2 separate regions of the Homo sapiens genome follow, and region 1 is linked to region 2. A link is a contact called in ENCODE Hi-C data. All regions are on one chromosome and are shown on one strand. The core of a region is the stretch at or near the end of the contact, and the rest is flanking DNA. Distances in the headings are between cores, read along the strand shown. Region 1 has its middle 210 kb from the start of TBX20. Region 2 holds the start of TBX20 (T-box transcription factor 20).

What was found. A loop is a pair of places that touch in the nucleus more often than their neighbours do. Pooled maps may share reads with other maps.
Region 1: a loop to region 2 is called in a pooled map, with 3 times the contacts of the local background. The contact joins the enhancer-like site here to the promoter of TBX20 in region 2. A Hi-C loop is called at or near these places in 6 of 50 pooled maps.

Annotation. Positions count from the first base shown.
Region 1 is chr7:35,463,558-35,469,149 of GRCh38, forward strand. No RefSeq gene overlaps it. Among named protein-coding and RNA genes, the nearest start is that of TBX20, 210 kb to the left of the region's middle. RefSeq lists an enhancer at 2,017-3,175. Within about 2 kb of position 2,299, at least 4 of the 41 ENCODE cell types and tissues checked have a DNase peak (open chromatin) inside an H3K27ac peak, as active enhancers do.
Region 2 is chr7:35,252,318-35,257,790 of GRCh38, forward strand. TBX20 (T-box transcription factor 20) reads right to left here and starts at 1,783. Exons shown (of 8, transcript NM_001077653.2): 1 at 1,177-1,783. The coding sequence starts at 1,303. RefSeq lists enhancers at 704-1,280, 4,155-4,966, 4,967-5,473.

The DNA of each region.
Region 1 (5,592 bases), core at 1,049-3,548, 210 kb after region 2:
TTCTTTCTATTTCTTCATCCTTGAAAGAAAAGATTGTTATTTAAGCCTGGAATTTCCAGGAGCCCCCATCATTGCGTATTTAGCTCCTGGAACTTCCCTTCGAAGGTACACAGTTAAAAATCAGCCACTAACTCAATGTACAACACATGCAGGCCTTTGTTGTGAGTAATGCTGCTAGGTTGAAGTTAGATTTTCCTTGGTCCAACTATCAGGTTCTTTGGATAAGATACAGGTTTTATTCCTCTTGTGTACAGTTTAGAACATAAAAGATTACACCGCTTATCCAGAACTGTTCCCAGGGCTCTTCCTGACTCCACCCTGCTTCTGATGCTTCTCTTTAGGTATCTAAGTGAACCAAGATGCAATGTGCTTCCTCCATTCCCCTCTGCTGTGTGGGAACTATGGCTTCTGGATGGATGAAGATAAAGCTGGGCTGAAGGCGTGGTGTGAGGGGGAGGGGATGGCAGGGGACATCTGCGGAAAGACAGGACTCTGGCACCTCTACCTAACTTGGAAGATATTGGAAGAGAGACAGCCTGTTTTTCTAGTACTTGTCCCTGTGTCTCGAAGACAGGGGCATCAGCAGGAAGGTATTTAGGTTATTTCATATCTTCTCTTTTTGGATTTGGCAGTTTTAACTAAAGAAAGCATGCTCCAAAATTATTTCTCAATCCTTTCCTATTGGTATGGTAATTAATAGCAGTTCTCCCTAGAATTTAACATGTGGTCTTTGCTTATATTTTTAAAAATATCAGTACTTGCTTTTTGTTTGTCAGTTTATTTGTATTTACATGAGTTTTACACCAGCATTTCTGGGGAAAAGAGGGACATATCAGGCATCATAACACCAATTTAAAGCAGAAGTCCTTCCTCTAAATTTTAAATTCCATTGAATTTTAATTTTAACTTTTCTGGCTCAATGGCCATTGTAAATATACAAAATTGTACAGGGCTCTAACAAAGTGATTGTTTTTAGGCCATTAAAGTACAAAAGACAATGTCCCTACACTAAATTCTCCCAACCTATTGCTCTTTACAAAACTGTTTATTTTTTCTCTCTCCTCCCTAACATGTGTGTGGGCCTATCGTGTCTTATGGGTTTCCTCTAGAACCACTATGGCCCTCTTAATGTGAAGACCCTACAGGACTCTTGCTATTTCTGAAAGAGGGATCATAAAATCTCATGTGGGAAGAAATTTTTGGAAAAGGTCTAATACAGGCACCAGCATTATCCTTTCTCACCCAGTGGTCAGTTGTCCTCTGCTGCAACACCTCCAGCGTGGGGAATTCTCTACCTCCTGGGGCCATCAATTCCATCTCTGTGGGGCTCCGATTGTTACAAAGTCCTTCCCTATATTGAGCTGAAATGTGTCTTTCCTTTGTTATCCTCTTATTGCTCCTGGTTCCTCCACATATGGACTCAGTGTGTTACCTCTTCCATGTGAGCACCTGCCAGACACGGGGAGGTTTTATGCTCCTCCCCTGCCCCAAGTTCTCCCTTCTCTGGGACAAACAAGTTCAGGTCCTTCAATTACTCCTGCAAATCTCTGTAATGACTTAGTTGTGTCATGAGACTCATGGGAGTTCTTTGTTCATTTAATGGGAAGCAAGAAGAAGTTATCCTAAGCACCAAAAGGTGGAAGCACCCAAAAAGATGCCCATCAACTTGCTCTGGGTGTCATCAAAGGGCAAGACAGGACTTCCTAAATGAGATGGACAGGAAGCATTCCTGAGTAGCGCTGCTGTCCTCAATGAGATGAGATGGCCACTCACATTAGGTAAGGAAAGGAGAGTCCAATAAAAAGCCAATTCCAAAGGTGTGGCCAGGGTCAAAGGAAACCCCAAGGGAAGGTGCTGTCCTGGGGGCTGGTACTAATAGGATACCACCCCTAGGTCTGAAGGGGCAAGGGAGGCAGTGGTTACCGTAGAACACAGTACAAAGTTTATTGTTGGTCAAATGTTTCTATTACCCTCATTAAAATATATGAGCATGGATAAAAATTCTGTAGCTTATATTTTGCACCCTTGCTTTTAGACATTAATTGGCATTTGTTAAAACTGCTAAGAACACTTTGGTTTTCATTAAGCATCAAGCAAGACATAAACAAAGTAATCAAGATGGCTGAAGTGGGAGCAGGAGTGGGGCTGCTTTTTGGGACATATTTTAAAGGGGCCTGTGAGCAAGGGCCAAGCACCCTCCCCCTGCTCATGGAGGTGGCGATTTTATGTCCCTGTTTGGCTCAGGTCTGAAGCACAGCCTGGCTGAGAGGCAGCTGGCACGGGCCCAGGCACGATTGCATGCCTGCCCCTGTGGGCCCCACTTCCAGCAGGTCACCCGGTCTGTGTTGTCACCTTGAAACATTCTAGAGAGCTGTGAGCTTCAGAAGGTGAGGCTCTGGGGGCTGGGCTGGGGGCAGGGAAGGCAGCCACGCAGGGTGGCTGGAGAGCTTTTGACAGCCCCTAGCAGAGCCCAGCATCCCATTCCCGACGACGTGAGCCCCCCAGGCAGGCGCCGAGTGGATAAGAGTGTAGACAGCGAGGCCGGCCTGTGACGCTTGCCAGCACCTGCAGATAGCAGGCAAATAATTGGCACATGCTTAAAAAAAATTAAAAACCTCTTGGATGTGAGTATTTTCTAACAGCATCTGGCGGGAGTGCCCGGGAGGAATTTAATCAGCAAGAGTTGTTTAAATGGGGCTCCGCACAGGCCCCGGCCAGGCCCGCCATGAACTCGGCATCATGTGCCACCCCTGTCTGCTGAGAACATTCAATTTGTTAATTCTGCAGCTGGTGAGAGAGGTCAGATAGGAAAGTGACGATTGTTTTCTGACGTTCCAACCCCTGCTCACATCTTTCTAATTAATCCTTTTAGGAGCCACAGGAAGATTAAGAAGGAGAAAAGGTGAGGGAATCAAGTACCAGAGAAATTGATGGAAAGACAACGCTGCTGCCCTTCTCTTCTCAAATGGGATGGATGTGAGGAGCTGGGGGTGGGGAGAGAGAAAAAAAAATTGAGGACTGCTGCCTGCCACTCTTCTCGCTCAAAGGAAAATCATGCTCGGAAGACATGGGACCCAAAAGGGCCACTGGATCTTCTCCTATGGTGCCTGTCTCTTTTAAACAGGAGGCAGCAGCCCCTCTCCTGGTCTCCATCACTCAGTCTTGGACCATCAGGAGCCACTGAGGCCTCCCAAGCAGAGTGGCAACTATGCTGGGTGGGAACGTGACCTGCTGTTAAAGGCCCACAGTCATTAGAATTCTGTAAGAACATACCCTGGTAGCCAGAGGGCCTGGTTTGGTGTCCGGACCCCAACATGTCACGTTGCTCTGCCTAGCTGTGTGAGATGGGGCTGGTGTGCAGCTGTCTTCTGCTGGTCCTTCTAGATTCATTTTTCCTCCTGCTCCACCTTTTTTCTGCCATAGAGGCAGACCTCTGAGGGCCTCATCCATGGGCTCCTGCCCTCCAAGTCCGGCTGGTGGGGATCCCAGTAGATAGGAGGGAGAAACAGCAAGAGGCTGCTGGAGGCTGGCTGGAACTGGGGCAGGGACGCTCGTGCGCTTCCCCGAAGTCTCTCTTTTTAGGTCCTTTGCTGCTGCTAGCCCCAGGTCCTTGCAGTACCCCCTCTGCTTCCCCCTACCCACCCATGGCATGTATTTAGTGCCTTTGTGCATAAACACCTCTCAAATTATCCTGATTGAGGGTACTTCTTTCCACTGAGACATCAACACTGGTACCTGATGGATAAGGCAAGTCTGAGTTTGCACCTGGCCCCTATTCACAGTAAGGATGTGAGAAAGTTACTTAACCTCTCTGAGCATGGCTTGACTCATCCCTAAGATGGGGATGGATGATACTGAATCATAGCATTGTGATATAACCCGAACCAGGCACCTAATTAATACCCATTTCTTTGTTTATGAAAGTCTCAAGTTTAGGGGAAACAAAAAAAAAAGATCAGTAAAAGGTATAAAACAAAAGAATGCAATGAACACCAGAATCATCATCAAACCAAGACATTAAAATACTTTCCTGCCAGTGGGACCGCAGCCAAGTAGTGCTATTTGATACAGCATCCCTCTGTCCTGGTCAGAGGAGAGCCCTGCTCAGAACTGACTATCCATGGCAAGCATTGAGTGTGGAGCACCCACTCCACAGCCCCCAGTCCTTTCGCTCATGCTCCAACATAGTCATCCTGTAAATATTTGCTGAATCACCTTCTGTGTGCCTTGCCCTGTGCTAGGTCCTGGGGAACCATGGATCACTCAGACACAGCACCAGACTTCAAGGTGCTCACAGCCACTTGGGGAAATGAGCCCTAAATTCCTAGCTTTGATCAAACAATAAAATGCCACCAGGCATAAAGGTGGGAATGATTAATTCTGCTATTGGCATACGTGTGTGCATGTGGGTGTGCTGGGAAGGGAGGTCTGGGAAGGCTCCTCCAAGGCCTTGAAAGATGAGACTTCTGAAAACAGAAGAGCTCAGTGGGCAGAGGGAACCGGACGTGCAAAGGCACGGAGGCAGGAGAGAACACAGAGAAATCTGCCAACAAGTCCCAGTGGCTGGAATATGGAGTCCAAAGTACTGATGGCAGCAGGGATTCCACTAGAAGTAAAGATCAGTTTGCGAGAGGGAAAGGACCCGAAAAGCACTCTGAGAAATTTGGCTTTGATTCAGGAAGCAAAAAAGAAGTAGCAAGAATTCTTCATTCTGAGCGTTTTAGGGAGAAACGCTGGCACAATAAAGTGTGCAATTTTTGTAATCATCTGCCTTCTGATAGTAAGGCCCTATTCTCCTGGGTTGGCAGGAAATTTGTTCACAGCTATGTTTGAGACGACCCTCTTCCCAGCTCCCATCCAGGACCTTGTATGTTTTTGAGTCTTGCACAGACACAAGCCTCCAGGGGTCCCACAGAGCCATGTTCTCACAGTCCGGCCACCTCCCCAGGGGCTGCCATAGGGTGGGACTGGATCCCACACTATTTGTGCCATTCACTGACCAGAGACCTCTCCCCAGGATGGGGGTAAGCTTTCTCTTGTCCTTCTTTGACCCTTAGAATCCCTCTTTTCTCCACCTCCTCTACCCAATCTGCCATAAGCATTTACTGAACACAGGAGGAATCATAGACTTCCAGCAGTTTTTGTTTACGTGCTGCGTGCAAAAATTCCCCAAGGCAAGGAAATACAAGAGCCTAAGGACTCGTTTGGAATGTGCGAGAGGGCAAGCCCAGGGAGAGCTTCACAAATGAATATGTCCATGAAGCACACTGCCAGGCACACTTTCAAGGCTTTGATGTTATTACTACTAGGATAGTCCACATTCTGAGGCTGTCAAGTCATTATCTGGACAATGTCATCCCTCAAGGGCTTTTGGCAAAAGCTTTCAAATAACTGAAGTGACAGTAAGAATTTATAACATGAAATTTAGAATGAATTAATAGTCATCGCACCTAAAATATGTCTCTATCAGATCATGAACTTCTTCAGGGCAGAATATTCATTGTAATGGTCTTAGGCTTTAGAGTTTAAATTTTCATCTCTAAGTTACAAGACCTTGGGCACATTTTTTTGAATTCCCCAAGCCTCAGTTTT
Region 2 (5,473 bases), core at 533-3,032:
TAGATTTAGATGGGAGGTGGGTGGGAAGAACCAGGGGAAGGGGGTGAAAACTTAGAGGACAGATTTTTTTTTTTTTTTGACATTCTGTTTTCTACAGATCTACTAGTTTCTTTTTCCTTGGTTTCAAGTAGCTACAGGAATTTTACTTCTCTCATCTTTAAGCCCAAACACCTTATTTTTGATCTCTAACACTTCCTTTTTTTCATGTTATCATTATTTTGGATGTGATATGTTAAGTGTGGGAAGGACAGAGAGAAGAAAGGAAAAATTGGGGAGGGTTAAAAAAGAAAAATTAACTTAAGTTTGCTATCTGATTTTCACATTGTAGTGATACCAGACGATCAGGCTGTGTAACAATTATTTCCTGGGGATCCACGAGGCAATGATGAGAACACTTCTTTTTCCCTCAGTTGTAAAGAGATTCTTAAATATTTATCTTGGGGTGGTTCTTTTCCATGTAATTCACTAGTGTTAAGAAGAACATAATCCCTGTTCTCCCTTTACTCCTAGCCTAGTGTCTTCTATAAATGGTAAAGGTTGTTAAACAAACAACATAACTAAAAGTAGAGGAATTTGAGAAATGGTTACTGGTTAGTGTTTTTGCCAACCTCAACTGAAAATGACGACAGTTATAAAATGATGTCTTGGTGATAAGTCTAGAGCTTCAGTGAATAAAATGGTTCGTGTAGGGAGAACTGGCTTATTCTGCTTTACAGTGGTTTCAAAGAGCTTGCTCTGTTTTGTCTATTCAAGTCAGAGGAAAACCAAAATTAAACTGGTTTCTTATGAAGTCCTTTAGCGTCTCCGTTTCAAACGCACAAGCAGGTGTTACATGCACAGTAAATCCTGTTGAGCCTTAAAAGGGGTTTTATTATTATTTTTCCATGAATGTTTTTAACCCAACAAACATACACACACACCATATGTCTGATCTGATATATGGATTCTAGACAACTTAGGAGACCGACGGGCCCAGATATAAGATGCACATTCACAGCATTCAACAGACTGAAGCCTCCAAAGAAAACTTGGACCCAAAAGAAAAAGATCTCCCACCCGCGATGTATGGCTCATGGCTTGAGCATCAGACGTTGCTGCGAGCCGCCTGCAGCCAGGGGCACAGACGGATGCGCAGCATCCCCAGTCCTCGGCGGACAGCCGGGTAGCCCAACTTACCCAGGGGTTTGATTGTGTTCTCCGTCGCCTCCTTCTCCTTAGAGCCGCCGCTCGACATGAGCGCGGCAATGGAGAAGGCGTTGGCCCGAGAGGAGAGTTGGGGCTTGGGGGACGCCGTGAACTCCATGGTCCCCAGCACGCGGTCCTGGCCAGGGACGGGGTCGTCCGAACTGCCGTCCAGATTCCCCAAGGGAGACAAAGACCCGAAACACAGCTCAAAGTTTCCGAGAGCAGTCACAGCGGGGCCAGGGACTCCAGAAGTGTCAGCTCCAACGACTCCAGAGCTGCACACTGGCCTCTATTCCCCACCGCAAAGCCCCAGAGCCGCAGAGACTTCGAAGGCAGCCGGAGAGGAGAGGGCCCACCGAGCACTACGGCGGGTGCGCACGCCCCGGGGCGCTCGGCAGGACGACAGTCTGCACAGCCCGAAGGCGGAAACGAGCATCAACTGCACAAAGTCCTGGGGTCCTGGAGCATCCCCTCCGCGTCCTTCCTCCCTCTGGGGCTGGGGACAGCCGGGATGTCCCAGGCTGAGGTGGCCACCAGCCGAGCGCGGCTGCTAGGACGCTGGCGTGGGGAGCGCGGCGCGGAACTACGGACAGTGAGCCCTGGCGCTCGCTGCCCTGCGCCTTAATTTGCTGGCGGCGGCGATCCCGGAGGCCCGCAGCCAGTCAGCGCCGTCTCACGTCACCGCTTCCTGATTCCGCCGCCGGGGGCGGGGCCGCGGGCCGGGCGCGGAGGGCGCGCCCAGGGTGCGGCGCCCGCGTGGCCTGTCGCCCCGGCTGTTCGGTACCCCAGCACAGGTTCAGGGAAAAGGGTGCCACCACTAGGCTGACGCAGCAGCCATGGACATCCCCACCTGGTCTCACAGCCCCGGGCGGGAGGGCGGTGCGCGCTGTCGGGAGAGGACACATCACCGCGGCCTAACGCCCGAGATCCGGGCATGGCCCAGTTGGGGAAGCTATGACCAGACCAGTGGAAGCCTCGGGAGTTCTCGCTTTTTCCATTCTTTTTCTTACCTGCGCTCAAAGTTCCAAAAGAAAGTAGGGAAGCGCTCAGTAGAATCCGGCGCCTCTGAGCCGGCGCCAACTGGCCAGGTCCATACTCGGGGCAGATCCCAGGGCTGGGACTCTCATTCGATGGTCCCAAATTTGATCTCTTTGACAGTGGGGCTGAGCAAATGCAGCCCTGAAAAAGATAAGCTTAGCGAGAGCTGCGGGCATTTGGCAAAGGATGCTGCTCTCAGAACCGTGGCTTCTGCTCCTCACCAGTGCGTCTCTAGCCTGGGGCTCCTATTTTCCCTAGAGGGACCCTGGAAAATGGGACGGCTGCCGAAGAGAAGGCGAAGGTCAGGGCGCGGAGCTCTACGGTAACCACGCGACGCGTAGTGGGAGAGTGCGAACCTTATGGTAGCGCCCGGACTAAGCGGACACAGACCCCTCTGGTTTTACAAAGGCGGCTGTGACGAGGACTTCCCACGGCCTTGTTGGAGGGCGTCCTGTTAGCCCTGCTCAGCCTGAATAACTCAAATTCTCCGAATTCGCAGGGTAATCCGCTTCGCTTGGAGCCGTGTAAACTCAGGCTGACATACACACTCAAGCTGTATATGTAAATATTTGTTCTCTTTTCCAGCCAGTCGGTCTGGCTATTAGAAGCCTCTTCGTGGGTCTTAAAATTAAAATAATAATAATAATTTTTAAAACTCCAACTTTTCACTGCACCACCCCCTACTCCTGAAATAAATTTGTGAGGGAAAACGGCAAGTTAAAATAGCTGTCGAAAACGTTTGTGTGAACAAAATGATGACATCTGGAAGAGTCGTGATTTCAGCCTGTCTTGGTCATCGTGTGTCAATAGTTTTTAACAAGGTGCTGGATGAAGGTGACTAAAAAATGCATTCTCATATCACTATCGAAGTTCGAAGTGTCGATTTATAAATGTTTGAGGAAATTCGTAAAACCATAGACTTTGGTGCTGGAAGGAATTTACGCTGTCTTCTAGCCGGTCTCCATGTGCGTTTGAGAGAGAAAAACAGGGCCCGACGTGGCAGAGCGCGCATCTCCCCCCAGTCCACCTCAGCGGCTAGAAGCAGACGGAAGGGCAGGACTCACACTCCGGGCCCCGACCCTCATCAGCCCCTGGCCCTGCAGCTGTGGCTGGGCTGTTAGCTGAAGAGCCAGAGTAGAGTTAACGACGGCTGGCAAGCAGAGGGCTTTCAGATTAAACCGCAGGATGCATCTGAGGATCCGTTTCTATTCTTAAATTTTTTGCTGGTTTTGGACAACCCAGACCCAATCCAGACCCCTTTTTTGGTTATTAAAGTCCCCCGCCCCAACCTGTCTCTCCCCAGACACACCTTCTCAATGTAAGTGACATTTCTTTGTATTGAGTGGAAGGCACACACTGATTCCTTTCCTATATCAAATGCTTAGGATTTGTCCAGAAAGAAAGATTTCCCTCAAGAAGTGGGGATTTTGGAAGGTCGGGGAATGTTATGGTTAGTCTAGACCTTGATATATGCTTCAACAGGGTGTGGCAAACCTTGTTAGCTGAATTTAGTTTTCAAAAACTTGCCGCAAAATTATACTTCATAAAAAAACCCTTTTGATTGTTTTTCTACACAGAGGAAAACAACTGTGTCTTTTCTTAATTACCTCAATGATTTTGACTGGAATATGAATAATATCATGAGAGGAACATTTTCAGAAAATTTGATGAAGCAAGGGAAAAACTGAATTGCCACAAATCTGTTTCCTCCTCCTTTCCAAGTGCCTACGCGGCCTTAGCCCAGCTCTGTGTCTCTTGTGTGCAGGAAACCCCGACTGCGCATCCTACTACAGGTAAAATACTATACAAGAAAAGATGAGTGATCGTTAGGAGGCAGGCGGCAAACGAGAGGTATTGAAAAGGCCACTTTAAACAAATCCGGGTGACCCGTTTGGGGATCTCTAGGCTATGCATCTTGTTGGTGTTGAAACCTCGGCAGTAAAACATATGCTGCAACATTATTATCGGGGGCACACCGTCCCTCCTCCTAGATTTATTGCCTTTGCAAATCAATATGATGCCATAAAAACGGGGAACCGGTTCTGGGCAGAGAGGTGCTGTCGAAGGATGATTCAAAGCCTTCCCAAAGCGGAGAGTGGGGAGTTCTGAGGTCCCTTCAAAACGCCACTGATAGCGCAGGTTAACAGGTAAAACCACCCGGGGGTTGGAACAAAACAAGCACGTTAACACATCTCTCTAGGCCCTTCTCAGGCTGACTGCTGGCAGCGGAAGCTGCTGAAGTCTTAATGTTAACTTTAACACACGCATTAGCCCGGAGACTTTGTGTAGGTTACTAAACCTCTCAAAGCTTCAGTTTCTTCATCTGCGTTAGAATAGGGCCAATAGTTCATTCCTACCTGGAAGATAGCTCTTTGGATTAATGCCCTAATGTGTATAAAAAGCCTAACACTCACAATAAACCCAACATAAGTAAAGCATAATACAGAATTTTAATCATATTTAATTTTGAACTGCAAATTCGCGATTGGAGAAACATGTCTCTCGGGTGCTCATATATAATGTAGATAGTTTTGGAATGTACAAAGAGCATTGGGGCCACAGGAGGGTATTGGATTGTTATTTACATCCCGTTTAAACTTTGGCGCCTAAGAATGTAAAATTTTGTTATACATCTGAGTTTGTTTATATGGAATTTGATTATATGGAAGACTGGAAGATGTCTCCTTATATACACCACTCTTTCAAATTCTCATTTGTAGCTCCCGGAACTCAGAAGACAGTCGACCCCCAAAACTGTCCAGGAAGTAATCGGTTTCCGGCTTTTGGACAATGGTCCCTCGCTTAACGAATGCTAACGAATGCTCCCTTAGCTGGGAGCTGCAGGGACCGGTCCCGGCAGGTCTAACCAACCGTCCGCAGGCGCCGTGGTCGAGAGCAGAGCCGAGACGGCGGGGCAGGGTGCCAAGCGGAGGGCACAGCCTGGCAGCCACCGTTGGCGGCAGGAGAGAATGGGAGAAGGGAGACCCGCTTCTCAGCACAAGGGCATCTGTCTACTCCCGAACATGGCCGGAGATTCCTGTCCACAGCCTCCCTCCAGCTCTTTCTGGTAGACACTTTAAAAGCGACATTAACGGGCTTCGGTGCCTTTGGATTCCTAAATTAGGTTTACGGAAAAGGAAAGACTTCCCAAGAACAGTGAGAAGAGGAACTGCAGCCCCTCCAAGGCCGCTGCGGCGCGTTCCCGGGGCGCGCCGAGAGCAGCGCGCGGCTCCGTGCCCCGTGGGGAGCG